Regions from separate parts of the Homo sapiens genome. Here region 2 is linked to region 1. Evidence: chromatin loops called from intact Hi-C (ENCODE). Cell type or tissue: B cell. All regions are shown on one strand. Each heading gives the region's core, and the rest is flanking DNA. Links, peaks and the distances in the headings are about the cores only. Region 1 overlaps LOC124909489 (a long non-coding RNA gene). Region 2 overlaps LOC107986081 (a long non-coding RNA gene).

What was found. Hi-C counts contacts between places; a loop is a spot of excess contacts. Peaks named below come from ENCODE experiments on the same cell type or tissue, not always from the same donor. Only the 100,000 strongest peaks of a DNase experiment are listed, where the experiment ranks them.
Region 2: a loop joins it to region 1, with 25 times the contacts of the local background. A loop is called at or near these places in 5 of 110 quality-filtered maps.

What each region holds. Positions count from the first base shown.
Region 1 is chr3:44,069,714-44,084,802 of GRCh38, reverse strand. All of the region lies in intron 2 of LOC124909489 (a long non-coding RNA gene), which reads right to left. It also overlaps the pseudogene RNU6-367P. Among named protein-coding and RNA genes, the nearest start is that of MIR138-1, 37 kb to the left of the region's middle. In B cell, for the core only: no CTCF peak of the experiment used is centred there; a DNase peak (open chromatin) is centred at 7,372.
Region 2 is chr3:43,846,552-43,861,640 of GRCh38, reverse strand. LOC107986081 (a long non-coding RNA gene) reads left to right here. Exons shown (of 3, transcript XR_001740673.1): 2 at 6,838-6,944. Among named protein-coding and RNA genes, the nearest start is that of ABHD5, 160 kb to the right of the region's middle. RefSeq lists enhancers at 4,591-5,090, 5,091-5,592, 6,418-6,919. In B cell, for the core only: a CTCF peak has its summit at 5,798 (motif pointing left); a DNase peak (open chromatin) is centred at 5,770; H3K27me3 peaks cover 2,828 bases.

The sequences.
Region 1 (15,089 bases), core at 3,446-11,445:
CCTTGATGCACCACTATACTTCCCAGCTGCAGCACTTCCCTGCTTTCCAAGGTGTCTCTGACAAAACATTGAATGTTAACCTCAGGGTGGAGAAAATATGTTACATATAAAACATATTACAATTAAACAATTTCAGTTAACTTTAAAATAACTTGAACAATTCAAACTCAGTATATTATGTAAATATCTACCTATTTGAGAATCCCTCGCTCTTCCCAACTCCCCTGGCCTTTCTGCTATGATGTATGGTGCAAGGCATTTTTAAAGCATTGTCATGAATGTTGGGGTGTTTCAACCAATTAATTACCCTCTGCAAGTCATAATGTAAATTCCCTTTGCCATTAGGGAAACAGCACTGAAAAGTTATCGGTTATATTATTAATTTCCCTTTTAACCTCTGTTCTTCTGCTAAATCATGTCTTCATGGTGCCTATTTTAGGGCAGACTTGTACCCATCCATGTACAAAAAGGCCACTGCAGACAGTGCAACCTTAATTAACATTTTAAGATTTACATCATATCACACAGTGTGTTAGGCTTTTTGAGGGGCCTTCACCTATATCTCTTTGGAACCACATAATAGCCCTGTGAGGTAGGCAGAATAGAAATAGTCTTAATAAATGAAATAGTATTATACCTAACATTTCACGTTTAGATAGTGGATGAGTCAGAATCTGAAGCAGAGATTTCTGCCTCCCATTATACCATACTTATGTGTTCTAGAAAGCATATTGGTGGGGACATAAACACATTATTTATTACAGTCTTATAAAAAAAAAAGGAGTGGCTGATTGCCATGACAGCTGTTTCATTTTGTTCTTCCTGCTTCACATAGTACTTCAACTTTATACCTGTTGTCCTTAAATGTAAATTTTTAAAAAAATCAGTAGAATGTTTTAAAAGACCTACTGTAATCACTGGTAGAAGAATTCTAGAATAAAGGAATTTTCTGGCCCCAAAGTCAATGGCATCCTTAATTTTAAAAGAATTATAATAATCTTTTAAAGCCAAAACACATCCTTGCTTTTAGAAAGAAAATCTGGTTAAATACAACAAAACAACTACAATGGAATCGTGAAGTCTTCATTACCATTGCTTAAAAGACAGCAGATTTACTAAGTCAGACAAAGAGTATAAGCTCATATACTGCTTAAAGCTTTAAACTGCCTTCTTGGTGAGAACCATGACTATTAAAGCTTGTGTCTGACTGACTGTAGAGGGAAACTGAAGCTGCAAAATAAATGTGTCAAAAACAAAGTAAAAAGCAATGGGAAAAGTATGGAAAACAGTGACCTGTAGAGCCTGCTAAATACAAGGGGACTAGGATGCAGGCAGGTATCATTCTGAATCAATCTCTTCCCAATGCTGCCTCGGGAGGTCTGTTGAGATCAGTGGTTCTCGAACGTGGCTGCACAATGGATTCATGTGGGCTGTTCGACCAAGTATTGATGCCTGCATCCCTTGCCCCAGAGATTTGATTTATTTAGTCTAGGGTGAGTCTGGAAGAGGGTTTCTAAAAGGCCCTCCCTGCCCCAGGTAATTCTAATGTGCAGCAAGGTGTGAGCCCCTTAGCCCTAGGCACTATAGGTTGGGAGGCATTCTCCACACACTTCCTCCACCCTGTGCCTGGCCTTGTAATTACTGCAAACCTGGGGATGAAAGAGCGTTGAGAATGTGGGAGCCAGAGGGCCTGCCTTCCCAGGAGGGGTGGGTGCCCACCTTTACAGGTGAAACCTGTTGTGAAGCATCTCAGGAAGCCCTGCGCACTCACAGCTCCCCAGATCCAGGGGGCTCCTGTACCTCTGTGTTAGAAAGGGATCCTGAAGCAAAGTAGAAAACTGGCAGTGTCCTCTGTGTCTCCCAAGGAGCCAGTAGCAAGGCAGAAATGTGCTAAAGATGGGATCCTAATAATTTCTTTTAAATTTTTAGGAGCCCCATTTATTTTTCAAGAAAAAAAAAAACAAAAGTTGGCAAGAGTTAACAATTCATCACTACCCAATCTGGATTTAGGAATCAGACTTGGCAGTTCATTGGCCAAGAATTACATTTTCCCACATTGACCTCATAACTAACATCATGGCTTAGAAATTTTTCTTTTGAGTTAGGATTAAGGGAAGAAAGTGTCCCTCTCTTTTTTTTGAGACGGAGTCTCACTGTGTCACCCAGGCTGGAGTGCAGTGGCGCGATCTCAGCTCACTGCAAGCTCCACCTCCCGGGTTCATGCCATTCTCCTGCCTCAGCCTCCTGAGTAGCTGAGACTACAGGCACCCACCACCACACCTGGCTAATTTTTTGTATTTTTAGTAGAGACGGGGTTTCACCGTGTTAGCCAGGATGGTCTCGATCTCCTGACCTCGTGATCCACCCACCTCAGCCTCCCAAAGTGCTGGGATTGAAGGCATGAGCCACCGCGCCTGGCCGTAACTGTCCCTTTCTTCCACTACCACTGTGAATGAATTCTGATACTTTGGGTCAAAGAAGCAAAAAACTGCATACCCCACAGATTACATGAAGTCCTGTTGGCTGAACAGAGCAGGAAAGAAGGCAAAGACACGTGGAGGACAGCAGTAACCCATTGCGGCTATCCACAAGAAGCTGTTGGAAAAAGCTGTCTCTGGAGAGGAATAAACTTCAAGCTTTTTGGGCCTAGCCCAAGGGGAGAGGAAAATGGAGGCCAGAAACTGACCCAAACAAGAGATCTTACAGAATTACCTATGATCAGCATCATCTGACTTCATCATCTAACAGAAAAAAGGCTTGGATTAGGACCTTCACATAAAAAGGCTAAAATCACCAAGGCTTTCATCTTTCTCATGATTTCCTCCCTCCCCTCTTCTCTGGCAGTTATTAAGAAACACGCCTGTAATCCCAGCACTTTGGGAGGCTGAAGCAGGAGGACTGCTTGAGATGAGGAGTTTGAGTCCAGTCTGGGCCACATACAGAGACCCCATCTCTACAAAAAAAAAAAAAAAGTATTAGCTGAGCATAGTGGTGTACACCTGTAGTCCTAGCTACTCAGGAAGCTGAAGTGGGAGAATCGCTTCAGCCCAGGAGTTTGAGGCTGTAGTGAGCTATGATGGCACCACTGCACTCCAGGCTGGGCAACAGAGCAAGACCCTGTCTCTGAAGGAAAAAAGAAAAAAAAAAAAGAAACAGACAATTAGAGAAACAGCAGCAGCCCATGATCCTGGCTGTTCCCATTCCAGCTGGTGAGTTGGGAGCTGCCCACATGTTCCAATTGGCCTTAGACCCACCATCCGTCTCCAACTTGCTTTGCATCTGGAAGGTGACTTGTGTACTTCATCACCTTTGATTCTTCCTCTCCCAATTACATATTACTGTACTAGTTCTTCCCCAGTGCATTATTCATTGAGCATTAATCCCCTTAAAATTAGTCTTTGCAGGGAAACTTTGCTTTTTAAAAATCAGTATGCGTTTAATAAAGGCAGTTGGTCCCAGGTTTGCTGATGGGCAAGTGGCTTTATAAACGCAAAAGCAAGGCTTCCCTGTCTCTCTCCGCTTGCACTGCTGTCCTTCGTCTCTGCCACTTGGTGAAATCCATTTTCTGCCTGCCTTGACTAATAGACTGTCTTCAAAAAATGGAAGTTAATCCTTGAGCAACACAATGTTAAACCTCCCAAGGAAGAATTAAATATTTCAGAAGAGAAGGTGGTAAAAAATGGCAACTGCTATTTTAGAATCTTTGAAAATTTAAGTAGAAGAGCAAAAAATAGAAAGTGGCTTGTACTTGGTACAACAGATCTAAGTTCACTTTTATAATGTGCAGGATTCTTAATAATGTGCTGGAAGATAATGAAAGCAGCAGCATGCTTGCACACAAAGCATTGGTCCTGCCAGCCCCCAGTACAAAGAGGGGACCTGGCTGCTCCAGTTAGAGGGACCATGTGCTCGAGTTTCCGAGGGCCCAGAGACTGAATCCCCGTTGAAAATGTGATTTGAAGAATGAAAATTGACCTATTTTCCTTCTCCTCACAGTAACGTAACGAAAAGCAAAACTTTTCCTCTTGGGAGGAGCATGCTCTGGAGTCTGATGCCTTGGGTTGGGGTCCTGGCTGCCACAGTTACCAGCCCTGTGGCTCTGAACCCTGCTTGGCCCCTCTGTCTCAGCTGACTTGCATGAAAAGCAAAAACATGATGGACGAGCCTGCCTGGTCGGGTGGGCACGAGGGTTAATTGGGAGGCCGTGTGTCTTGGTGAGCGGCAAACAATCAATACATGCTAGATTATGATGACACAATAGTGACACGGACTTAACCTGGATACATCTTTTATCACAGAAGTACAAAGAGAAAGCACTCTTTCCTCTATGGACTGAGGAAAACCAGGTAATTGTAAAAATGCTGCAATCATTTTTCTATCCTGTGCTTTTACAATCCAATTTATTGCTCTGCTCCTCACAGCTGCTTTCCAGAGCCCACAGACCATGGTTAAAACATATTACCTGGAATCAGAATAGCAGGTTTGAGAATTATGTATTTATGGCTACCTTAAAGAGGCACAAGTGATGTGCCTTCAATTGTTTTAATTTGCTATGCCTTGTTTCCCTTTGCCTCAGGGTGCTCAGAAGAGACAGGAGCTCCCTGGCATGACACTCTCTGGTGGGGCTCTGCACACATGCATGCATGTGGCTGGCTGGTGAGCTACTGGCTGGCCAGAGGCAGAAGGTTCTCAGCACTCACTCGCCCCTGTGGTGTGGTTGTTCCACCCTGGAGGCTCATGCCACCAAGTAGGGGCCTGTGTAGAAGGTTCTGGAGGCATCTCCATCTTCTACACCATGTAGGTGTAGGTTCAGAGGCTGATCTGGCCTGAAGACACCTGAATTCATTCATGGTGAAGGGGCAGCTCCCAGTGCTTTTCAAGCCTTGTGGTTTTGCAGATTAGTCTTGGTTCTCCATGAGAAGGGTTAACTACAATGAGGCAGAAATCTTGGGTAAAGAACGTGGCCACTTGAGAGGGCCTGCTGGAGCTTCACCCCTCACTTTACCACTTTTTAGCTGTGTGGCCTTGAGTGAATCCTGTAGCCTCTCCAGGCCTCAGTTTCTTCACCTATGACATGGAGATGATAAAGTCTATACCCCTGAGGGATGGGGGTGAGAATTAAATGAGAATGTCTCCAAAGCTCTGGGTGGGGGAAGACTCTAGATGTAGGCTAAAAGTAGAGGATCTAGACCTGGTTCTTCCCAAGCACACATGGCAACACTGCTTCAGGCCCTCAGACGCCGACAGACACTCTTCAAAATCGTAAGGGGGGGCTTCCCTGCCTCCACCTGCCGTGCCTCACTTCCTCAAAGATTTGCCTGAGTCCTACTGCCTCAATCCAATCTCATCTCAAATGCCACCCTCCAAGAGGCCTCTCCAGTTCCCTGCTGGCCAGCAATCAGCAATCTCTCTTTCCTTCCTCAGCTTTCCATGGCACGTTATAAAGCCACCATGCTGTGCTTTAGGGACATACGTTGTCACTGCCAGTGTCCTTAAGGCCCTAGACACAGGGCTTGTGCTTTATATATCCATCTGGCCTTTCCACTTCACCCTGTCTGTGGCTTGCTCTTAGAAGGTGCACAACAGACTTTGGTTGAACTGTAAATTTGCTCAACCCAATGAAATACCCCAGCTTTCAGAGACACCCCAGGCAGGGTCTGGCAGTTTTATATATGAGGTGCCTAACTCAATCAGACAGAAACGAATGCACCAGATCCAGACCCTCCTGAGACAAGCGACTGCTGCCGAGACTCCCGGGAACAGTGCTGCGGCTGGGCACCAGCTGAGCGCCTAAACACAGATTCCTCAGGGTCCCTGAAAGGTGCAGAGGGACCTGAGGCAGGAATGGGACTTTTCGTTAAAAGGGTGTGCCTTAACAAAAGCCCTGGATACAGATGTTTGTGAAACACTCAGAGGAGGGTACTAAATACCTAGTTCCACATTGGGACCATGTTAGACCAAGGTGTTTTAATTAAGGAGCGGTTCAAATCTGGGTCACCTGAACTTCCAAACCCCCATAGGATTGAGGCTTTCAACGAGTATATCTGGCTAGGATGCAAACAGCTCAAGCAGGCTCTAGCGCTGGAGAGCAGAGTTAGCAGTTTGGGTTCTGGAGCTGGGCAGGCCTAATGCCACTAGACCCAACTGACTACCCAGAGTCAGATGTATGGATCCATGCATGTCCCAGTCTTTTTCTCTGTGAAATGGGGAAGTGACTGTACCCCCATCTCACAGAGGCATCTGACATGGCAATGAGCTACGGCATATAGAGGGCTTGGTATAGCCTCTAGCACACAGTAACTGCTCACTGGTGATTGCTCTTATTAGGACACTGCAGCATGCTTCCCCCTGGGCTCTCTAAAGTGAAGGGGTGATTCCACTTGGAGTAAATTAAGTCTCCACAATCTAGCATGAGCCAGAGATTACAGGTGAACTTGTTTTGCTTGGTGGGTTTGAGAGGGTATGAAGAATTCAATCAGGAAAGAGAGAAGAAAATGATGGCTGAACCCAGGTATTTCTAGACCACGTGGGGTAACAAATGCTTCAATCTGCATTTTAGAAAGGAAGTTTAAGAACAGGCAGTGGAAGGGGGTGGGGGTGAGCTGGGGCTGGAGGGAGGCAGTTAGGTTTATCCACCTCATAGACCTTAGTGTGCAATATAAACTACCTCATGAAAATAACTACACCTCTAGCTCTCAACTTGTCACCCCAAGATTAGAACTAAATAATAATAATAATAATAGGTAGTGAGTGAAAGGCAGGTCCCAGTTTCTGACCCTTGGGAGTTGAGAAACCAGATGCTTGCCGGTTGTCCTCCCATCGGCTTCTACTTAGGGAGGGCCCAGAGCGAGGAGGGTCTGAGAAATCCCTATCCTCAAACGCGCTGTACTCTTCAAATCCAGTAAAACTGTAATAGGCCTCTTCAGTTAGTGAGCGCAATGGACGCTAGGGACCTGCCTTTTAAAAAATTTACTGGCAACAGACAGAAGGATGGGGACACCAGCCTTGAACTTAGTGGTGTTAAGGAGGCATTTATGGGAGTTCATGAAATGTCTGCCTCCATCTATGAACTTAAATCACTCCAATAAGTTGAAGGAAACCATTTCTAGTGTGTGAGGGGCAGGGAGAGAGGGGTGGTGGTAAAAAACCATGTAGTGTGAACTAGAGCACTATTTCAAGAGGAAGGAAATCAGCAAAGAACAAGGCCAAGCTATTTATGATGCCACTGCTCTTTTCAGGTAATTTACAATGTGCATGAAAGGTTTTGCCTCCAGCAGCACCTGCTTTTAAGTGACACCCAGTGTGTACCAGCAGAGAACATCTCCTGGAGAAGCAGGGCTTTATTTATTCAGAAGGGCAGCAGAGGGCGATGCGGCAGGATAGAAGCAAGCTCATTGCTACGCGGTGTGTTTTTTTCATGTAGATGTTTACCATCTGGTTCTTATACCTGCAACCATCTAGGCTCTTGTTTGTTTTATCCTAATCATTAGAAAAAGTCTCCTAGGACCTCACTACTCACAGTGGCTCCAGAGGCCGACAGCTCTTCACTGGAGAGCTGGTTAGAAATGCAGATCTTGGGCTCCCCAGACCTGCTGAATTGGCACAGACACTGAACAAGATCCCCACGAGTGCACACGAAAGCTTGAGGGGCCCTGCTCCAGGGCAAACCTTGCTAACATGCAGATTCTGAAGAATGGATTCCCACCAGGCTACTTGTTTAAGGAAATTATTCTCATGTACCAGTTGGGGCAGACTTTCAGAGAAAATAAACTAAGGGGAGGGAGAGTTTGCAAATTCTCATTCCTGTTGATTTCAAAAAAGCAAATCATAGGACAGAAAGGCTCATCAATTCCTGGGAGCTCACTGTGTACTCTTCATCATTATAACTTGGTCTTCATGGGTATCTCAAGTATATTTCTTCTTTTCTCTTCAATTATGAGTTTTCTTTTTCTTTTCTTTTCTTTTTTTTTCTGCTGGAAGGAGGACTGACCAGTGACATATCCTGTGACTCAAACCTACCCCTTTCCCATCTTGGCTGCTCTCCAGTCACCCCCGACTCCCCTCCCCCCACCTCCCATTACAGGCACCACAGCTGTGCTCCTAGCCTCCAACCATCACCTGCTGGGCTGCCCAGGACCCACCCCTTTCTGCTTCCACCATCTCCATTAACCTGCCGCCGTGTCTGGGCTACATCATCCCTGTCTCCCTCACCCTGCAGCTTGGTTGCGGTGTCTTCTGCTTGCCCCTCCCCAATCCCCTCTCCTCCCTTTGTCACCAGGCCCTGAGCTCCAGGAGGCTGACACGTGGTAGGGAGGGACTTCATCAATGGCCCTCTTAACTCCTGGCAAGAGGGGAGCGGGGTCAGGACACTGGGACCCTAGGCTCACTCTGCAGGGCCCCTCTCTACACAGGCCTCTCTCAGGTTCTGGTTATAGCTCCCTCCTCTGGTCCCTGCAGGCTGGCTGCCATGCTTACACCCCTGTACACAATCCCTTTATTAAACCCTCCTCAAATTACCCAGGTAAGTGTGCCATCTCTCTTCCTGGGCCCCTGACCACGGACACACAACTCTGCTACCCTACACACCTCACACTCTTGAAGGCCCCAATGGGCTTCTAAAAGATACATCCAATGGCCATTTCTTTCCCCTTCATCCTCTTCCTGTTGGATCTGATGGACAGTTCTCCTTGCATGCCCCCCAACACATCACATCAGAATGCCTGAAATAAGTCGCTCCCCTGACCCCCTTCCAGGGCCATCACCCCTTATCCCCTCCTTCACCCTGACACCAATTTCTACCTGCCATCAACTCACCCCCCACTCCTTGTCAGAGAGCCTCAGAATTGTGCAGCTGGGGTCAAGTCCTTAGACCCGCTGGTCCAACCCAGTGCAGGCACTGAAACCTGATGAGCAGCCTGCAGCTCACCTGGCTGGTTTACAATGTGGGGCACATCTGCCCCTCCATGTCCTCCCCATCCACACCCCATCTCTTGATTCTCTTGTGATATTCTCTTAACATCCTCCTTGATGGCTTCTCCACTGCAGTCTCTCATTCTAGTCATTCTACCTACTGTGGCCAATAAATTGTCTTAAAAACACTATTTGAACATATCATCCACCAGCTCAAAACTGCTTGGCTTCCCAGTTTGCACAAGCCCCTGGCCCTGGCATGCAGTGGAGATGTCCCTTTCCAGCTGTAGGGCAGCCTGCAGCCTCCTCACACCTGTAGGAATGAATCTTCCTCTGCAGCTCCAGTGAGTCACTGGAGCCCACCCAAGCCTCTCTGATCTGTCCCAATCTTAGGCATCCTTCTAGAGTCCAGATCTGGCTTGGAAAACCCTAGGGGGCTCTCCCTGAGGCTTCCTACAGTCCTGCATTTTTTGTCCCATTCATTTCCTACAGTCCTGTATTTTCTGTCTCATTTATCATTAAACAATTAATCATGCCCTACTTTTGGCTGCCTTGAACAGCTACAAAAGACACCCATTTAACCAGCCCTTGTCTGACACCCCCAGCCGGATTGAAGATCTCTGGAGACAGAATTCCTTATTTCATATATCTCTTTATCTCTCAGCATCTAGCAGAATGAGATACAAACAGAAAGCATACAAAGATAGAGTATGACCTCTGTTTTACAACAGGGGCATAAATGAATAAAAGATGGCAAAGCCCCTCCTGGAGTCTCTCAATGCCCTGTGCACCAGAGAAGGTGCAGTAAGAGGCAATCCCACCTCTGTTGGCCTCCAAACCACCCAAAATGAGGTTTCCAATTTCTGTTCAGTTTTCTATATAAATCGGGCCTCATTACAACTGATTAAATACATTGCAAATTCTACTTAAATGTAGATTATGATTTATAGATGTTTTTCTCCAAAGATGCTGAAGTGTTTCTATATCCTGACCCTCCTGGGAGACCTTCATGTGAGACCAGCGACATCACTTCTGTGCTCAGGTGCAAGCCACCCTGTCAACATCTTACCTGGAAGGTTGTAGTCACTTCCCAACTGGCTGCCTCTCCTTACCCTCCCTCAGTCTAATCCACTCTCCCCATTGCAGCACAAGGGATTTTTTAAAAAGAAAAGTTGATCATGTCATTCTCTACCACTCTAACCTTTCATCCCTCCCATAAGGATGGCTCACACTTCCCCAGCTCTCCCTCAGTCCCCCTCTACCTGGCAGCCTCAGTAACCTGTCCTTCGGGTTTCTGCCTAAATGTCACTTATCTGTCCACATGCCCATCTGCCTGTAAGACATTAACGAAGGGGCAGAGGTTTTGATCTAATCCCTCTGCCTCTGGTGCAGAGCATCATTCCTATGCAGAGTGGGTCCTCAAGGAGCCAGCTTCACTTTCCTCATGACAAAAACTAGCGATGGAATTCAGAGCCAGGTGAGTCATTCAAAGGGGCCTATTCTCTGACACACCAGGAAGTCTCATTCTTGACTCAAATTAATCTGAGCTATAATACCCAGAAACACCTGCTCTGTCCCTGCTGTGGAGTCCTCGGCTGGCCAGGAGGTGACAAAGCCAGGTGAGGAGTCCTAGCACCTACAGGGACAGCAGACACCTCTACACAGGCTCTTCATGGCCTCTCCAGGGAACCACTGGGTAGCTCTGGAGAAATTACTCAGATGATGGGCCTTCGTTTCCCTTTTTCTCTTCTCTTTACTTTTATTGTGGTAAGTGTTATATATATATATACACACACACACACACACATACATATATACACACACACATACATACACACACACACATATATATACACACATATACATATTACATAAGAATTACTACTGTAACCATTTCTGCATGTACAGTTCCGTGGCACTGAGTGCGTTCACATTGTTGTATAGCCATCACCACCATCCAACTCCATAACATTTTCATCTTCCCAAACTGTACCCCGTAAACAATAGCTTCCCACTCCCCTCCCCACAGCTCTTAGTAACCACTGTTCTACTTTCTGCCTCTGGATTTGACTACTCTAGGAGCCTCATATGAGTGGAATTATATATTTGTCCTTTAGCGACTGGTCTATTTCATTTAACATAAGGTCTTCAAGGTTCATCCATGTAGCATGTGTCAGAATTTCCTTCCTTGTGAATAATATTCCATTGTACAAATAGGCCACATTTTGTTGATCCATTCATCTGTCTGTGGACACTTGGGCTGCTTCCCACTTTTAGTTTTCCCTCTTGTACAATGGATTAAATCTTAATCTGCTTTAAAGACAAAAGCAAACACCCCTTCCCCCAGCCAACTGTAGCAGGGGCTGCCCAGCCCACGTCCTCTTGGCACCTGCTGGGTCCACCAAGGGCTTTGTGCACACTTGGACTCTTGGCCTGAGGCTGCTTTGGCCTGCAGGGTGGCAGGCTGGAAGTGCCTGTACATTAACAGTCCAGGAGTAGCCTAGACCCAGTGACCATGGGAGCTGGTGCGTGAATGCCCCACCCAGCTCCCTCACCCCTCAGGGGCTGCAGTGACTACTCTCCAGTGAATTCTGCTGTCCTGGCCTCCTTCCTTCCCTGTCTCACTCCCCCCTCCCCTAACCAGTGCTGCCTGGGCTTACCTCCCAGACACGCAACTTATACTGCTGGGGGAATCCAAACTAAGACACTAATCAACCATCCAAATATCTTATCCCTCTCTTCACACCCTCCTCTCCACCCAAGGTACTGAGGGCAGCACCAAGCTCATGCATGCACTGAGGCAGAGATGGAGGGGACACAAGATACGGACTCTCTGGTTTGAGAATCTCGTTGTTCACCCGAAGTGGTAACAATTCCCTGTCCCACCCAACAGCAAGCTGCAGGGCAGCCATCTCAGCAGGGGGATCTTGACCCAAATCAGTCAGGAAGTTCTGCAAATGAGCGAGGAGGACCGTTTCTCAGGGCTCCCAGCTCGTGATGGCAGCTGTGGGTTCCTGCTGAGACAAACCAAGTTGCCCTTCTGGCTCATGGCTGGCTTCACTTCCCAAATGTACCAAGTGGTGTCTCCATGTGCTGGGTGAGGCCACAACCATTCCAAGGCTGTCACCTCTGGCAGAGACCTGATGGGCGGTCAGATCCAAAGGGAATCCCACTCCTGCAGGGACGCTCACCCTACCCTCCTTCTAAGGACTCTGTTGTCCCCTTTGTGCCAGTGCAAGGGCACATCACTGTCTTACCCATGTTTAGGCAGCCAAGGGGAGAAGCAAACCAAGGTGAGGTATTGGTCCAGGCCAAACACCGAGTTGGCCAGGCCCAGCTGTACGGTACCTGTGACCACAGGGACAAGATCTGCTCACAGGATGAGTGCAGAGGCCCGAGTTTAACTCTGTGTCAACAGAGCCCAGCCTTCTCCCGCCTGCCTTGCTTTCTCCCTTCTGCAAGGCCCGTTCTGTCACACTAACCCTTTCCTAAAAACTGCAGAAGATGCAATGACATAGCCACAGCTCTAGTAATAACATAACAGCAAGAGAGAGACAGTGGGACTTTTAAAAGAGCAGATGTCCTTAACATCCATCTGCATCCACTATTTTTACTAGAAGTAGATTTCATGTAGTTAAAAGGTCATGGATCATGTTATCCCCCATCTTGATTCTGGTGTTTGGAGGATGACTGCTTTTCACTGGTTCAGCTGAGAATCTTAGCTGGGACCTGCCATGGTTATAGGGCCTGTGGACAGTTTTGTTTTAAGAAACAATCACTGATTACAAAATGGAGCTTACTAAATTCCACACAGCCAACCTGTGCCTCTACTTCTCCATCAGCTCACAATTTGTTCCAACCTGCCCACCAAGGCCAAGGCCTGATGTATTACGCTGGAGTCTATAGTAAAACAAAAACAAAAACAAACTGATGATGGGGAGGGACCTGCCTTCTGGGAGCCTCCAGTCTAGTAACAGGCAGACCAGCAAGAACCCAACAACCACAGCACTAACAGTGTGTCAGCTGCTGTCCAAATGCCTCACATCTACTGACTTCCTTAATACTATCAGCAGCCCTTGAGGAAGGTACTATTACTCTCACATCACAGAATGAGGCAACAACTCACCTCACTGGCTTCAATCACTCAAAGACACTTGGCTATCCAGTGCAAGCCAGGCTCTTACATTCTTAACACCTATGCTATACACACTGCCCAGAAGCCCAACCTGGGGGGTGATCTGTGCATTTCACATGGTCACCGAACTCTGAGTCCGTTCTCTCCCTTTCTGAGCCTCAGAACAGAGCTATCTGTCACAGGGAAGCCACAAGGAAAAATGAACGTCTGTTCACCTTTTTGAACATGCCATGCTCTGCTGACCCCTGTTCAGAGCAGTTTTGCATGAATAATGGCTAAAGTCAAGGTTTTGATGGAGAGAAACAAACCCCGGACATCTTGTGAAATGTTAATCAGGGTGTCAGAGGGCTCTGAGTTTTGACAGAGGTTTTCCCTGCCACAGAGGGCAAGCACCTGCCATCTTGCTTCCATGAGTCACTAAAATAGCGTTAGCCCCACCTCCTTTTATAAGTTATACATGTTAAAGTGCAAGGTTGCAACAGAACATAGCACATGTGTAGAGAAATATCCATTCACATATGCATGAGCACACATGCCTTCTATTTGGATGGGTTTTTTTTAATTCTTATTTTTTAATACGGAATGCTTCACGAATTTGCGTTTCATCCTTGTGACGGGGCCATGCTAATCTTTTCTGTATCATTTATTTGGATTGTTTTAACACAAAGAACCTGCACATTCTTCATCTTACGGAAGAAAAGACATGGACATTCCAGCCAGGCACTGTGCTGCGTACTTGGATGGACACAGATGGCTAGTCAGGGCTGACTCTGACTTGAGGTTCTCAGAGTCTAATAATGAGAAAGAAAGACCACTGGAGAATTCACTTTAAGACACTATGAGAGGAGTGCTCATTACATTAAAAAAAGGAGCTGCTGCTGGCCCTGCCAGGAGTAGAATGAGGGTAACTGGGAGTCAGGGAAGGCTCCCCAGAAGAGGAGACTGCTACCTGGGTCTTGAACACTAAGTAGAAATAATTGGCAGTTTGAAAACAAAAACATATGCAGGAAAACAGGCTGATGGGGAAGGGGTATTTCACAGCCAGAATGGAAGAGACAGGGGCTCAGAGCATGAGCTTTGGAGCCAGGAGGCCTAGGTTTGGACCCTCACCCCTACTTGCTGGGTCTGGGACCTTGAGCAATTACTTCACCTGTCTCTTTACCTGCAGAAAAGTGACTGCAGACTATCTCATTTAATTCTCCTTACAAAGAGCTTGGCCCACTCAGGACCTGTTCAATAAACTGCTTATTACAGTGGTTCACAGACAGAGTAGACATTTTGCTTATTTTCTGTCATGACTATGTTAGTTTGCCCCTAATCCAATGTCTCAGAGTTCTGCAGTGCCCTGGGTTCCCAGACTAAGCCTTGAGATGTGAGTGAAGAATAACTCTTTTGTTTTATGCATCAACTGTCCATGTTCCCTGAGAATAATATGAGAATAAATAGTTGCTGATGTGCTATTACAAAGAGGCAGGAAAAAAACCAGAAGGCTCTGGGAGAGCACAGGAAAAGTATATCTTCCATTAGCTTTAGGAGCCTGTTATTTAAGTGGTGATATCCTTTGAAGCAGGTGCGGTGGGGTGGGGTCGGGTGGGGAGGTTGGCTTGGAGAAAAGGAAGTTTCCACTAAACCATGGTTAATTGTAGTGAACAACAGAAAACTGCTAAGAGAAGCCTTGGTTTCATGAAACAATTCACAAATAAATTGCCAATCAACACAACTCCAACTCCATAGGAAACTCCTCTTCAAAACAGTGAAGGAAAAGAACAAGGGAAATTTATAATCTTTTTTTCGTGGGTGTATATCAGCCTATGTTTTTGACAAGCAGTAATGGGAAATAGGTTTCCTGCATGCTTCTATAATATTTTCCTTGCTGTTGGTTTTGGTTCTCTAACTTGCTTTCTGCTCCTCCCTACTCTTGGAACATTCAATCTATTTTGTGATCCTGACGTGTCTAGTGACCCAGACTTGCATGAGGCTTGCTCAGAATTTTAACTACCGTTTTCTTCCTGACTTTTCAGGGCTTTTAAGTTGCTCTGGATTT
Region 2 (15,089 bases), core at 2,449-10,448, 220 kb after region 1:
TGAGCCAGCAGTTGGTGGCATCGAGGACCATGGAGATATGGGTTCCCTGGAAAAATGCAAGGCATGTTCATGGCCATCTGAGCTTCTCAGTTTATTCCCCTTCCTCTTACTGTGTTCCCAGAGGTTACTGAAGGGTGAGCCAGTGGGGCTGCCATCACTTCTTTGTCACAGGGCCCAGGAAGCAATGGAGACTGAGCCTGGTTGGCCAGCCATTGGGTCAAGGTGCAGACCTCTGCTAGAGGCTGCGTTGTTTTCAGAACACTAGGGAAGGGGGATGCTGAGGTCAGACTGAGATAGCCTGGTGACCTTTTCTTCTCCTCAGTCCACTGGACACCATGAAGCAATTCCACTGCAGCTCTTCCCGAACACTTCCATCTACTTGGTCCAGCCCATTAATGATGGCACAGTGAAAGAACTTATGGAGACACTCCCTGACTTTGTGGTATTTGGCTTAATTTCTGGGTAGGAATGGAAGACTTTAGAAGGGTTAACACCCTCGTGATTGGTGGAAGCTTGAGGTAGTTTCTAAAAGAGAGTCAGCTTGGAAACAAAGGGCATGTATCTGCCAGACAATTCTCCAGTGAACAGCAGGAAGCAAGACGGACCTACAAGTCGGGTGACTTGTTTCTTCTTACCCCCCTCCCCTTCCTCCAGGTCATTGGGAAAGGAAATGAAAGGCCACTAGCATGGTATTGAGGGGCATATGCTTTTGTCCCTCCCGATATTAATATCTGCCCTCCCCCATGATATCCTAATGAATGCCTCCACATCAGGAAGAATATTACAACCAATACACCATGACAGTTGAGAGTATCTAAAACTAGATGTGCAAATTCCATTGATTTTTATTTCCTATTTTGAAAAACTTTTGCAAAGGAAGAGAGAAAGCCCACAGTCTGCAAAGGGAGCAGAGGATGGTGGACACATAAGGATGGGGGACTTCTCAGGTCTCCAGCATTGCCGCAAGGAAACTGCACAGCCTCAGAGGGGAAGGACTGTGGGGTGCCATTATAGCCCCCAAGGTCCAGTCTATAAGGTCCTGAGGCCCCACCACCAGGTCAGTTTCCAGTGGCCTCAGCAGGCTTGTTTGCTAGGCATCACAGAGTGAGCTGATGATAGAAGGCTCCTCAAAGAATGCTGTGTTCTCACCAGACACCAGGACCATGGCATGCCTTCGGGGAGAAGGGAATAGAATTCTCCTTCAACTCCGTAAGAGCTCAGAGTCCAGTTTCATTTATTTCTTATAGAATAAATAATATGTTTCTTCCATATCTGTGGTGGCTAATTTAAAACCACCGTACACTGACTGTACCCTACATGCCCTAGGCCTTGTGCTCATGCAGGAAGACAGCAGCGAGTGATGGGTTCAGAACCCTGGCTATGGAATCTGACTGCCCGGGCTCCATTTCCCGAGATTCCACTTAGTAGCTGGGTGCCCTTGGTTCACTCATGCTAGGTAACCCAGCAGTTTTGAAACTGGAGAGCAGAAAACTCTTCCAAGGGGTACACTGGCATGGATAGTGTGGCAGACTATAAAAATGGCCCTAAGTTGGCACCACTCCCTGGAGTCTATGTTCCTACCCATTGAATCTGGACAGGCCTGTGACTTTCTTGGGCCAGTAGAATGTGGCAGAAGTGAACTAATGCCAGTTCTGAGCTGAGGGCCCAGCGAACCAGTGCACAGAAGAGTGGTTGGAGTACTTCCTCCCTTCTCCCTCCCTGCCCTGGGCTGCCGCCTGGACAGTGACTTCCTCTCCACCAAGCTGCAGCTCCCACTGGACCCTGATGATGCTGTTTCTTCTCTGGCCCATTAGCCCTGAGTGTGGTGTCTTATGCAGGGTTCTCCAGGAGAGACCGAGAGATGAGGATTTGTGTGAATATGCCTTATTAGCAAGTGTTCCCTGGAAAATCCAGGAGGCGCGTGGAAAAGCAGGTCAGGTGAGGGTGTGAGGGCATGGAGGGCTGGTGTGGAGGCCACACATTAGCATGTCCCCATCAGAGACAAGGGACTCTTTCATCAGTCCTCAATCAAATGTTGCTCAGGGGACACTTCTAGCTATTGGTATGCACTGGCAACACGGGGCTCCAAGGGCAGCCCCCTGGTAAAGAGACCAAGTGCTGGCTGCAGGGCAGAACTCACTGCAATCTCCACACTTAAGGACACCCCCACCTCCAGCTTTTGTTTCTGAGTTTTAGCATTCGCCAAGGTAGGCAGTAAGGAAGCATGGGTTTCATATCTCCAGAATAGTGCAGCCTTGCACAAAAAGCAGAAGAAATGGTTATCTTGGAGCAGTTACTCCTTTCTGCCCTGGAAATCTCTCAGGAAAGGAAATATAAAGTACTCTGTTACCTTCTTTAAGGGAGGAGGGAGGAAAAAATTAATACCTCTGAGTTATTCTGCCACAAATGTGTGTTGAATGGAACTGACCTATTCGAGCATGGGCCCTGGGTTCAAATTCTGACTCTTCCATGTTCTAGCTGTGTGATCTTGAGCTGGTTGTTTAACCTCTCTGGGGTCTCTAAAACAGAGAACAAAATGTCATTTGTAAAATGGGGATAACAGTAATAATAATAACCACTTCAGAGTGGTTGTATTAAGTGAGTTAATCTATGCAGAGAGCTTAAAATGATGTTCTGCATGGAATAAGCAATAAGCACTGTGCAGGTTTTAGCTGTGGCTATTATTAATCATTAAAACAGCTTTTACGATTTGAATTTGCATGTTGTAAAGTTTTCTTCTTCTTTAAAATTGCTTTGGATGAGCAGACAATACTTCCTACCTTAAGCAAATCAGAGTTTATACCCTTTGCCCCGACTTGGTGAGGGCAAGATGTTACACGGATGGAATCTGGGGTGGGTCTTTTAAGGTGACGTCTGCATAGGGCTGAGGGTTAGAAGGTGAGTCCAAGTACACAGCAAGACCCGTGCTTTCTTGCTGCTTACCTCTGTGAGACTGAAACTTAAAGACAGAGGTGGAGGAGGGGTGCTTTCTAATCGTGGGCGCCTAGGCGCGTGTGGCTGCCCCTCCCTTCTCAGCCTGTGGGTTGTGCCCACTAAGCACATTCGCTTTCCTCCTATTAAAGCGAAATGCTGCAGGGCTGAGGGGTTCTCTGCAGAGAAGCAGTGAATCAAGAGGTTAGCAGTGTTTATTGATTTAGTAATTCGCACGCACTTTTCCGGATAGATTATCTTCCCGGAGACTCTGACAGCAGCAGCCAGCCGATAATGCAATGCGGGGCTATAGGGCTTGGGGCTGCGGAGGCAGCAGGGGGGCGAGTGGGGGAGGAGAGGAGCAGAGAGGCCAGAGGAGGATGACTGAGCCTGGATAAGAAGAGGAAGGAGTATGGTCTGCATCCTCCAGGATACAACAATGAACATTTCTTCAAGGTGCCCCCAGAATCCCTGTAGAGATGAAGGCTTAGTCCCCAAGCTGTCCTGCTGGGAGTGCTGCCTGGAGCTGCCCTGAGACACTAGCCCTCCTGGAGACACCAAGGCCACACCGCTCCTCAGGAACAGTGGCATCCAATGACTAATCAACACCGGGACACACAAGTCCTGCAGACCCCCCAAGTTAGAACATTATGCAAGCCCACCCAGCTTCAGAAACCCCCCAGCCCCGGAAACCTCCTCCCTCTACCTAGCCCTGCTTCCTTCTCCTCCTCTCCACAGGTATGGATCACAAGAGCATGCCTGCCCTAGTAAAAGTTCTGTAGGCTCTGTCTGCTCCTCCTCTGTCTGCTCCTCCTGACTCATGGCCCCTGTCTGAGTGGAGCTTCAAAGCAAAGCCACCAGTACTGTACAGCTTTTTTTACTTTTGTTGCTACAGAGTGGTTTTTATACAAAGTGGTATTGTGAGATTAGGGAGATCTGTCCCAGTGGACTCTCTTCCTCTTCCACCTTATTTCTTCCTCTGGGCCTGCCTCACAGCCCCAGGACTTCTGTGGTTCAAGCTTCCTCCCATTAGGAAAGAAAGCTCTGGACCAGCTGCTTGGTCCAGGACCCGCTTGGATGTTACAGCTCCTGGTGAAGCTGGGCCAGAAGAGGACTGGCCAAGTGTGCAGTGTTGAACCAAAGGAAATATCTGCAGGGTGAGTTTCAGATACCAGGAGCAGGCAGCAGGAGGTGGGAGAGTTCATTGGCCCCAGATCATTTATATGTTCTAGCTTTTCCTTCCTCTACACCTTTGCTCATTATCCTACTCCAGTCACGAACTCATCCAAGGATAGACATGTCAGACAGTATGCTGGTATCAAGAACTCGAGGAAGACTCAGTGACAGATGGCCCTGCCCCAGACTACCTGCCTCTCCATCTTAGGGGAGATGCGTGTCTGTCTATCCATCCATCCATCCATCCATCCATTCATCCATCCATTCATCTATTCATCCATCCATTCATTACTATCCATCTATTCATTCATCCATTATTTACTTAATAATTACCTATCAAACACCTACTAGGTGCCATTAGTTTAGATAGATAAATGATAGATAGATAGATAGTCACTGCTGAGTTTTTTATCTTTCTTTCCCACTGACACCCCACTGAGGGTAGGAAAAGTGTCTATCCCTCTGGGAACTGTTCCTCTGGCCCAGTGAGTGGTACTGGCAGTCACTACTATCAATGTGGTGCGAGGAGAGATGGTTGTGGGGAGAGGGTTATCCTAGAAGTCCCATGGACGCAGCAGCATCTAAACTTGACCTTGAAGGAAGCATGGGCTTGGGGTTGGTCACAGGGGATCGCCTGGACTATCTGTCCTGCCAAACCCTAGGATAGGAGGCAGGCAGGAGAGTGTCTGTGTTGAGGGTTGTGGGGGAGACGAGTCCAGCCAGGACGCCCTTAGAGAAAGCATCCCTTCCTCTCTCCATTTACCATCTGGAGTGATGGGCACACTCATTCAGTTGCCCCCTCACTTGCTCAGACACAGGCTGCAGTGTGAAGGGCTTCCTGGCTACTAAGCCTCTTTAGCCAAGTATCCCCTGCCCTCTGAGCTCAGAGCTCCCAAATTCGTGCTGTGCTTTCAAGAGCCTGATTCACCATCCCTGCAGGTGCTTCTGGCAGTCCCTGGAAGGCGTCTCAGTTGTGGCTCACACACAGCCCAGCTGGCCATCGAAACCCGTAGGTCTACAGTACGGTCCTCTTCTCGCACTCAGTCCTGCATCCTCTGTGCCCCCAGGTTCTGCCAGCCGCCATCACTTCCTGCTGTCTTCCATCCCTGCCTCTGCTCCAAGCTCTTATTTCTCAATCAGTTAGGAACCTGGCAGGAGTCAGAAACTTCTAGTTATTTGAGGAGAGACAATTTAATGCAAAGAATTGTTAGCTGTGGAATTGAAAAGATTTAAAAGAGTACTTGAAGTTAGAACAAAGGCAGCAGCTGTAGGCAGCAGCCACCATCTCTGGGGCTGGAGACAACAAAGGAAGAGGTTAGGATTGTTAAAAGATTTGGAAGTTTTGAGGAGGGACCTGGAAGATAACTGGGGGTGAGGCTGGAGAGGCAGTCAGCTGGTGTTCACATTTCCCAGCTCATGAGACCCAGAGCTCTGAGGAGGGGATGCTGGGCAGCTTGTACGATGTCTCTGGCCAGGGAGTGGTTGATACATCTCATTCTGCAAAATGGAAAGTGGAAAAACTGCAATGTGGATTCACCAGCTGCTTTTGGAAGGAGCTGCTGCTGCCAGGGAGAAGAAGCCTTGCTGGGTGCTGCTCACAGAAGCAAAAAGCAGGCAGGGTGGAGCCGGTCCCTGCTTCCTCCTCCAGCTTCCATTTTCTCTAGCACCCCCTAATGGCAGAGCCTGTCAGGGAGCCACTGGCAAAGGAGAGCCCTGGTTTGCAGAGTCCTGCCCAGCATGGCAGAACCCAGAGAAGAAGGGCTGAGTTACAGCCCAGAGATATAGCTTAATACCAGCACTCCAGATGCTGAGGTGGCACCCCAGAGCCCCAGGGCGACAAAGCCAGAGAGACCTATGATAGTAGGGAGGATGATCTCTCTTATTTTACCCAAAGAGCTGCTGTGGAGCTCTTTCATCTTTCAGTGCTACAAGTAGGACACAGAAATGGGTCCTTGAGGGTGGGTTTGAGGACAGATGCAGATGAGTGACACCAGGAGGAATGCAGAAATCTGTCCTCCCTTCTAGGGATGGAAGTTGTGTAACAGGGACAAGCTTGTAACAAAACTGAAACACCCTCTAGAGAGAAATCATCCTTAGAGGTAAATCGACTTCTAGAGGCACATTTGACCAATTTGCCTAGCTTTTTGGAACCCCAGCAGTGGACAGAGCTGAGAGTCAAGGTGGGCCCATACAGCCACAATGGTGCTGTGAGGCAGGCAGTCAAGGGCTGTCCTTCCATTTCTAGAGCTAAGGAAACTGAGGTCCAATGGAATCAGCTTGTCAGATAAGAGGGTGGTGTTAGCTAAAGTCCTGAGCTGTTAGCGTGTTGGTTACTTGATTAGCTGATCCTGGCAAAGGAAGATGAAGATCCTGCTGGGCTCCCCATCAATTAATGGGGCTAGGAGCTCAGGCCAGCCTACACGCATCAGACTCCATGGTAGTGCTGGCTCTCCATCAGCACAGCCCCAGGTCGGGAACCTGAGGGCATGGACAGGCGCATCCCGTAATGGGCTGCTAATTGCTCTGATTGCAACTCCAGGGCAGTGTTTCTGGAACGGCAGAACTCTGACAGAGGAGGAAATACCAGCAGAACATTTTTGATGAATAATTCAGTGAGCTGAAATGGGAAATGAGAAAGTTTTCTTTCCACTAAAGTTGAATTTGAAAAAAAGAAAAAGAAAAGAGAAAATAATAATAGCAGCAAAGCTGAGCATTCTGGTCTCCTCACAGGAAAACTTCTTTGCATAACCATGAAGGACTGCTCTCTATGATCCACTCACCCCATCCACAGGACAGAAGCAGCGGGAGGAGCATACTCAGGTCACCTGGAACCGATGGTAAATTTGATTTCATCCCTTCCACCTTCCCTTTCAAGCATTTATTCTATAAATATTAATTGGGCAACAACCCAAAGCCAAGCACTGTGCTGGGTGTTAGAGATTCTGTAGTGAAGAAAATAGATATTGTTCTTGTTCTCATGGAATGTGTGTGTGGGCAGGGGCGGGTATTCAGACATTAGATTGAAAGTAACACTAGCCAATGATCTACAATTTGATACTGTATCAGTCAGGATTCAACCAGAAAGGGAGAAACTGAATATGTAGAGCAGAGGGAATTGAATGCAGGGAATGTGTTACTTATCTGGGTAATGAAAGTGCCAAGAAAGTCTGGGATAGTGGAGGAACCCAGAGGTTCACGGCAGGAAGTCCTTCAACAAAGGGACAAAGAGAAGAGGTGATGTTATCAGAGTGCAGGTCCCGGTACCATCTGAGGAGAACCGGAACCAAGACAGGAGCTGCCCAAGGGAGACTGAGACCATAGAAAAGGGGGTGCCTGGTGTGAGTGGAAGACACAAGGGGATCTTCAGCCTTTGGGCAGGTAAAATCAAAACTACAAGAGAAGGAAGAAAAACTTCACCTTCTCTCTTCCTCCTGCCTTTTTTATGTCCATCAGTACTTCCCAAAGGTTTAGCCACTGCAGAAGTCAGAAAGCAAGGTAGTCTGGGAAAGCAAGTCTGATCACAGGGGTCACTCCCCAGAGATATAGAGCTGGCCAGGGAAAGGGTGAGGCCATAGATCTGAGGGCAAACAGGCCAGGAAGAACCAGCATTCATTATCTGAAGGAAAAGAATAGTCCTTGGGGGGAGAATGAAAGGAACAGTATTATTAAATTGGGTGATCCTGGGAGGCCTCTTTGAGGCAGTTAAGCTGAAACATAAAAAATTACAAAGAGCTATCCAAGTAAGAAAGGGAGGGGAAGATGGGAGAGGAAGAGCTTCCCAAACATGTGCAAAAGCCCTGAGGCAAGTGAGGGGTGAAAGGGAGAGTGAGGAGAATTGAGGGTGGAGATATGGTTAGGCCCAGGTGACATTAAGGAGTTGTTTAGAGTTTCAGAGAAAGAAAAATTTACACCTGATTGCCTTCAATAGAAAAGAGTTTTTGAAAAGGTTTTCTTTTGTCTTTTAGAGACAGGGTCTCACTCTGTCCCCCAGACTGGGGTGCAGTGGCACGATCATAGCTCACTGCATCCTCAAACTCCTGGACTCAAGCAGTTCTCCACCTCACCCTCCTGAGTATCTGGGACCGCAGGCATGTACCGCCACACCCAGCTAGGTTTTGAAAAGTTTTTTTAAAAATTCACATAGTGTCTGTTTACTCTTACAAAGCAAAAAGGAAAAACCTTCCAAATGTTCCAAGAATATGTAAGCAAATTTCCTTTTGAATGGTGTGATGCTGTATTTACAGTAGTTCCCTCAGAACAGACAAAGATATTCCCTCACAGAATCTGTGAAGAAATACTTAATACAGTAGATTGATTCTTCTGGAGCAGTTTTTGTTTTTGTTTTCCAGATCCGCTAAGTGACCATCTATGGAAATGAGTAACAATTCTTGACTCCATTTCGCGTCTGCCAGTGACATGGCTGGCTTCTATTCCCTACCCTCACCTCCTATGAGACCCCATCAGGCTGATTTAAATGGCTGTGAAAGTGTGACTTGTTTTAAGTGCATCTAAAACCACACTTGTATGCACAGTTAATCTTATTTTATGCTACTTGTGAATACATTTTAATCTCTCTTACATTTTAATCAGATGAAATTTTTAGGAAGAGATTGTTCCATAAAATGCAAACTTCCATGGTGCTTAGTACAATGTCGTGAAAACACAAATGCATGAATATTTTATGAGTAATAATTCAGCAAAGAAATGTTTAATATTTTATTCAAAAATATTTGAACTGTATAAGTAGAATTATGCTAAGTGATATGGATATTAAAAGATTATTAGGTGATTTTATTTCTAGCCATGATGGAGTAACTGGGACTAGACTTATCTTCTCACTGTTAACTAAAAAAACAAACCAAATATATAAGGCAAGAGTTTTCAGACACTGGGCAACACCGAAAAAGATAGAACAAAATGAGCTTGTTACCACCCTGACTTTCTGTCTGGAGGCACTTTCTGCGGGAAAGGTGATCTCAAGTAGAGCATAGCTCTTTCGGAGTTGAAGAAATGAAATTGCAGTTCAGAAATGCTGAAGGGGCTAGAATTTGCAAGGCAGAGTACTGGAGAGGAAGAAGCTGCTTAAAGAAATAGCTCCAGAAAATTGCACAAGATCCCCTGAATCTGTTACTGAACACTAAATCATATAAGCATAGAGTGAAGATCCACAGAGCTGAGAAAAGAGCAACCAGGGAGCTGTAAGCTGAACAGTTTGCAGAGCTCACATGTGGCTGACAGACGACCAAATTCTGACTAGCTAGAGTAAAAGAGCTCTCAGACTCTCAGGCCTTCAGTGGAGACCTCAGGTGAATCACATCTTAGCAATGGGCTAAACAAACTTAGAATTCAAGCTATTCATGACCCACCCTAAGAAAGTTTAAAAGATTAAAAACAAACCTCAGAAGGATCAAGCTGATCTGCCAATAACTGCATGCCATAAAAAGTTCAACACCCCTTAAAGGTACACAAGAAAATCCAGCGCTCAATGAAAAATTCACAATATACATCATCCAGTCAAAACTTATTAGATATATGAAGAAACATAGCAATGTAGCCCAAAACCAGGAGAAAATTCAGACAGTGGAAACAGGCATGAGGAGATAGAGATTGCGGGATTAGCAGACAAGATCTTTAATAGGATTTTCAAGGATTCAAAAGAAGGCAGAAACACAATAAGGATTGAAATGAAAGATACAAAAAAACAAATAAAACTTCTAGAGATAAACAATAAAATATCTGAAATAAAAAATTCACTGGAAGAGATTAGTGGCAGATTAGACTGAAGAAAAAATGTTTACTGACCTTGAAGACGCAGTGATATAAAATATTCAAAATGAAGCACAGGAGGAGAAAGAGCCAAAATAAACAAATAAAGAATAAAATTGCAACTTATGGGACAATATCAAGCAATCTGACATATGTATACAGTAATCCCAGAAGGAGATTGCATAGACAGAAGAAAATTGAAGATACAGCCAAAATTTTCCATATTTAATGAAAATTGTAAACCCATAGGTCCAAGAAATTGAATGAATGCCAAGCAGGATAAACACAAATAAAACCACACCAAGACACATTACAATCAAGTTTTTAAAAACCCATGATTGAAAGAAAATCTTAAAACAACCAGAGTAGAAAAATACATTATGTCAAGAGGAACAAAGCTATGAACTTCACAGACTTCTATTTCGAAGCTATGCAAACCAAAAGAAAACAGAGTAATATGGTTAAAATACTGAAAAGGAAAAAAACTCCATCAACCTTGACTTCTATACCCCATGCCCCAATCTTTCAAAAATGAAAGCAAAATTAAGCATTTTTCCTTAGAGAACAAAGAAGTTAATTTGTCACCAGCAAACTTGCATTACAAAAGTATGTTGGGGTAGCTCTTAAGGCAGAAATAAATGATATGAGAAGGAAACTCATATCATCCCTCTACCCAAAGGAATAAAGAATGTTAGAAATAGTAAATACATGGATAAATATGAGTAGTTTTTTTTCTCATTTTTGTTGACTGTATAGAGTAAAACACTAATAATATATTGTGTGGTTTATAGCAAAGGTGTAAACAAGATGTGTGACAATAATATCACAAAAGATATATGGGGAAAATGGAGGTATGCTGTGGTAAGGTTCTTCCATACTATGCACAGAGTGATTTAATAGGATTTCAATATACACTGGAATAAGTTAAAAGTATATTTTGTGAACTCAAAGTTTTTAAAAACACAAAAACCAATAGGTATAACTAATAAGCCAATAGTGACAGTATAATAGAACATTAAAAAAATACTCAGTCCATAAGAAGTCAGAAAAAGAGAAAAAAATAGAAGGAAGAACAGATGGGACAAATAGAAAACCAACAGCAGGATGGTAGCTTAAATCTAACTATATGGATAATTACATTGAATGTAAATTGGCTAAGCGCTCCAGTTAAAAGGTAGAAATTGTTAGACCAGAATTTAAAAAGCAAAGCTTATCTATGTGCTATCTATAAGAATTTAAAAACACATACACCAATGGGTTAAAAGTTAAAGGATGGAAATGTGATATCATACAAACCCTAATAATGATAAGAAAGCTAGATAACCATGTTAATATCAGACAGAGTAGGATTCAATACTAGCAATTAAAGTAATACCAGAGATAAACTGGGAAAATTTGAAATTATAAAAGGTTCAAATCAAGAAATCATGATGAATCATCAAGAAATCATGAAAATCCTACATATATATCCATCTAATAACAGAGTTTCAAAATATGTAAATCAAGAAAAGACAGAAATGAGAAGAGAAATAGACAAATTCACAATTATGTTGGGAGACTTTGCTTCAGAGTCCCACAATTATGTTGGGAAACACTCTTTTCTCAGAATCCATGAGGCCAGGGAAGACTTGAAACATATTACCAAACAACATGACTTAATTTACATTGGTAGATCCTGCCATCCTACAACAGTAGAATATGCCTTTCAACTGCACATAGAACATTCTCCAAGATAAGCCATGTTTTGGACTATTAAAATTCTCAATGAATATGAAAGGATTTACTTAATACAGATAATTTTTTCTGACCAGTTTGAATTAAACTGAAAATTAACAACAGAAAGATATCTGGGAAATCCCCAAGTATGTGGAAATTAAACAACACAATTCTAAATTGCCCACTGGTCAAAGAAAAAAAAATGACAAGATAAATTAGAAATGAAAATTTCACTAGAAAGGCTCAATAACAGATTTGAGATAGCAGAAGAAAGGACCAGTGAACTTGAAGCAAGATCAGCAGTCACACAGGAAGAGATTGTCTTTCTTCTCCATCTAAATGTCATAACGGAATGATGGCTAGGATGACTGCAGCCATCTTTCTTTTTTTTTCCTTTATTTCTTCTAAAAAAAATACGGATACAGGTGTAGAACGTGCAGGTTTCTTACATAAGTATACATGTGCCATGGTGGTTTCCTGCGCCTATAAACCCAACCTCTAAGTCCCTCTCCTTACACCCAACCCCACAAAAGGCCCTTGTGTATGTTGTTCCCTTCACTGTGTCCATGTGTTCACAATGTTCAACTCCCACTTATGAGTGAGAACATATGGTGTTTGGTTTTTTGTTTCTGTGTTAGTTTGCTGAGGATGATGGCTTCCAGCTTCATCCATGTCCCTGCAAAGGACATGATCTCATTCCTTTTTATGGCTACATAGTATTCCATGGTGTATATGTACCACATTTTCTTTATCCAGTCTATCATTGATGGGCATTGGGTTGGTTCCATGTCTTTACTATTGTAAATAGTGCTGCAATAAATGTGCATGTGTCTTTATAGCAGAATGATTTATATCCTTTTGGGTATATACTCAGTAACGGGATTGCTGGGTCAAATGGTATTTCTCGTTCTGGATCCTTGAGGAATCGCCATACTGTCTTCCACAAAACTAATTTACATTTCCACCAACAGTGTAAAAGCGTTTCTATTTCTTCACAACCTCATCAGTATCTATTGTTTCCTGACTTTTTAATAATCACCATTCTGACTGGTGTGAGATGGTATCGCATTGTGGTTTTGATTTGCATTTCTCTGATGATCGATGATGTTGAGCTTCTTTTCATGTTTGTTGGCCATGTAAATGTCTTCTTTTGAGAAGTGTCTGTTCATATTCTTTGCCCACTTTTTGATGGAGTTGTTAGGTTTTTTCTTGTAAATATGTTTAAGTTCCTTATAAATTCTGGGTATTAGACCTTTGTCAGATGGGCAGATTGCAAAATTTTTCTCCCATTCTGTAAGTTGCCTCTTCACTCTGATGAGTTTCTTTTGCTGTGCAGAAGCGTTTTAGTTTAATTAGATCCCATTTGTCAATTTTGGCTTTTGTTGCAGTTGCTTTTGGCATTTTTGTCATGAAGTCTTTGCCCATGTCTATGTCCTGAATGGTATTGCCTAGATTTTCTTCTAGAGGTTTATGGTTTTGGGTTTTACATGTAAGTCTTTAATCTATCTTGAGTTAATTTTTGTATAAGATGTAAAGAAGAGGTCTAGTTTCAGTTTTTTTGCATATGGCTAGCCAGTTTTCTCAACACAATTTACTGAATAGGAGAGCCTTTCCCCATTGCTTGTTTTTGTTGGGTTTGTCAAAGATCAGATGGCTGTAGATGTGTGGTGTTATTTCTGAGGCCTCTGTTCTGCTCCATTGGTCTATATGACTGTTTTGGTACCAGTACCATGCTGTTTTGATTACTGTAGCCTTGTAGTATAGTTTCAAGTCAGGTAGTGTGATGCCACCAGCTTTGTTCTTTTTGCTTAGGATTGTGCTAGCTATACAAGGTCTTCTTTGATTCCATATGAAATTTAAAACAGTATTTTCTAATTCTGTGAAGAATGTTAATTGGAGTTTGATGGGAATAACATTGAATCTATAAATTACTTTGGGCAGTATGGCCATTTTCATGATATTAATCCTTCCTATCCATGAGGATGGAATGTTTTTCCATTTGGTTGTGTCCTCTCTTATTTCCTTGAGCAGTGGTTTGTAGTTCTCCTTGAAGAGGTCCTTCACATCCCTTGTTAGCAGGATTCCTAGGTATTTTATTCTCTTTAAAGCGATTGTGAATGGGAATTCATTCATGATTTGGCTCTCTGCTTGCCTATTGTTGGTGTAAAGGAATGCTTGTGATTTTTGCCTGTTGATTTTGTATCCTGAGACTTTGCTGAAGTTACTTATCAGTTCAAGAAGTTTTGGGGCTGACATGATGGGGTTTTCTAAATATAAAATCATGTCATCTGCAAACAGAGACAACTTGACTTCCTCGCTTCCTATTTGAATACTCTTTATTTCTTTCTCTTACCTGATTGCCCTGGCCAGAACTTCCAATACTGCATTGAATAGGGGTGGTGAGAGAGGGCATCCTTGTCTTATACTGGTTTTCAAAGGGAATTCTTCTAGCTTTTGCCCATTCAATATGATATTGGCTGTGGGTTTGTCATAAATAGCTCTTATTATTTTGAGATATGTTCCATCAATACCTAGTTTATTGAGAGTTTTTAACACGAGCGGATGTTGAATTTTATCAAAGGCCCTCTCTGCATCTATTGAGATAATCGTGTGGTTTTTGTCTTTGATTCTGTTTATGTGATGGGTCATATTTATTGATTTGCATATGTTGAACCAGCCTTGCATCTCAGGGATGAAGCCAGCTTAATTGTGATGGACAAGTTTTTTGATGTGCTGCTGGATTCAGTTTGCCAGTGTTTTATTAAGGATTTTCACATCAATGTTCATCAGGGATATTGGCCTGAAGTTTTCTTTTCTTCTTGTATTTCTTCCTGGTTTTAGTATCAGGATGATGCTGGCTTCATAAAATGAGTTCAGGAGGAGTCCCTCCTTTTCAATTGTTTGGAATAGTTTCAGAAGGAATGGTACCAGCTCCTCTTTGTATTTCTGGTAGAATTCAGCTGTGAATCTCTCTGGTCCTGGGCTTTTTTTGTTTGGTAGGCTACTAATTACTGTCTCAATTTTACAGCTTGTTATTGATCTATTCAGGGATTCAACTTCTTCCTGGTTTAGTCTTGGTAGGGTGTATGCGTCCAGGAATTTATCCATTTCTTCTAAATTTTCTAGTGTATTTGCATAGAAATGCTTATAGTATTCTCTGATGGTAGTTTGTATTTCTGTGAGGTCCATGCTGATATCCCTTTTTTATTGTGTCTGGTTGATTTGATTCTTCTCTCTTTTCTTCATTAGTCTAGCTAGCAGTGTATCTATTTTGTTAATTTTTTCAAAAAAGCAGCTCCTAGATTCATTGATTTTTTGGAAGGTTTTTCATGTCTCTATCTCCTTCAATTCTTCTTTGATCTTAGTTATTGTCTTCTGCTAGCTTTTGGACTAGTTTGCTCTTGCCTCTCTAGCTCTTTTAATTGTGATGTTAGGGTGTCAATATGAGATCTTTCTAGCTTTCTGATGTGAGAAATTAGTGCTATAAATTTCCCTCTTAA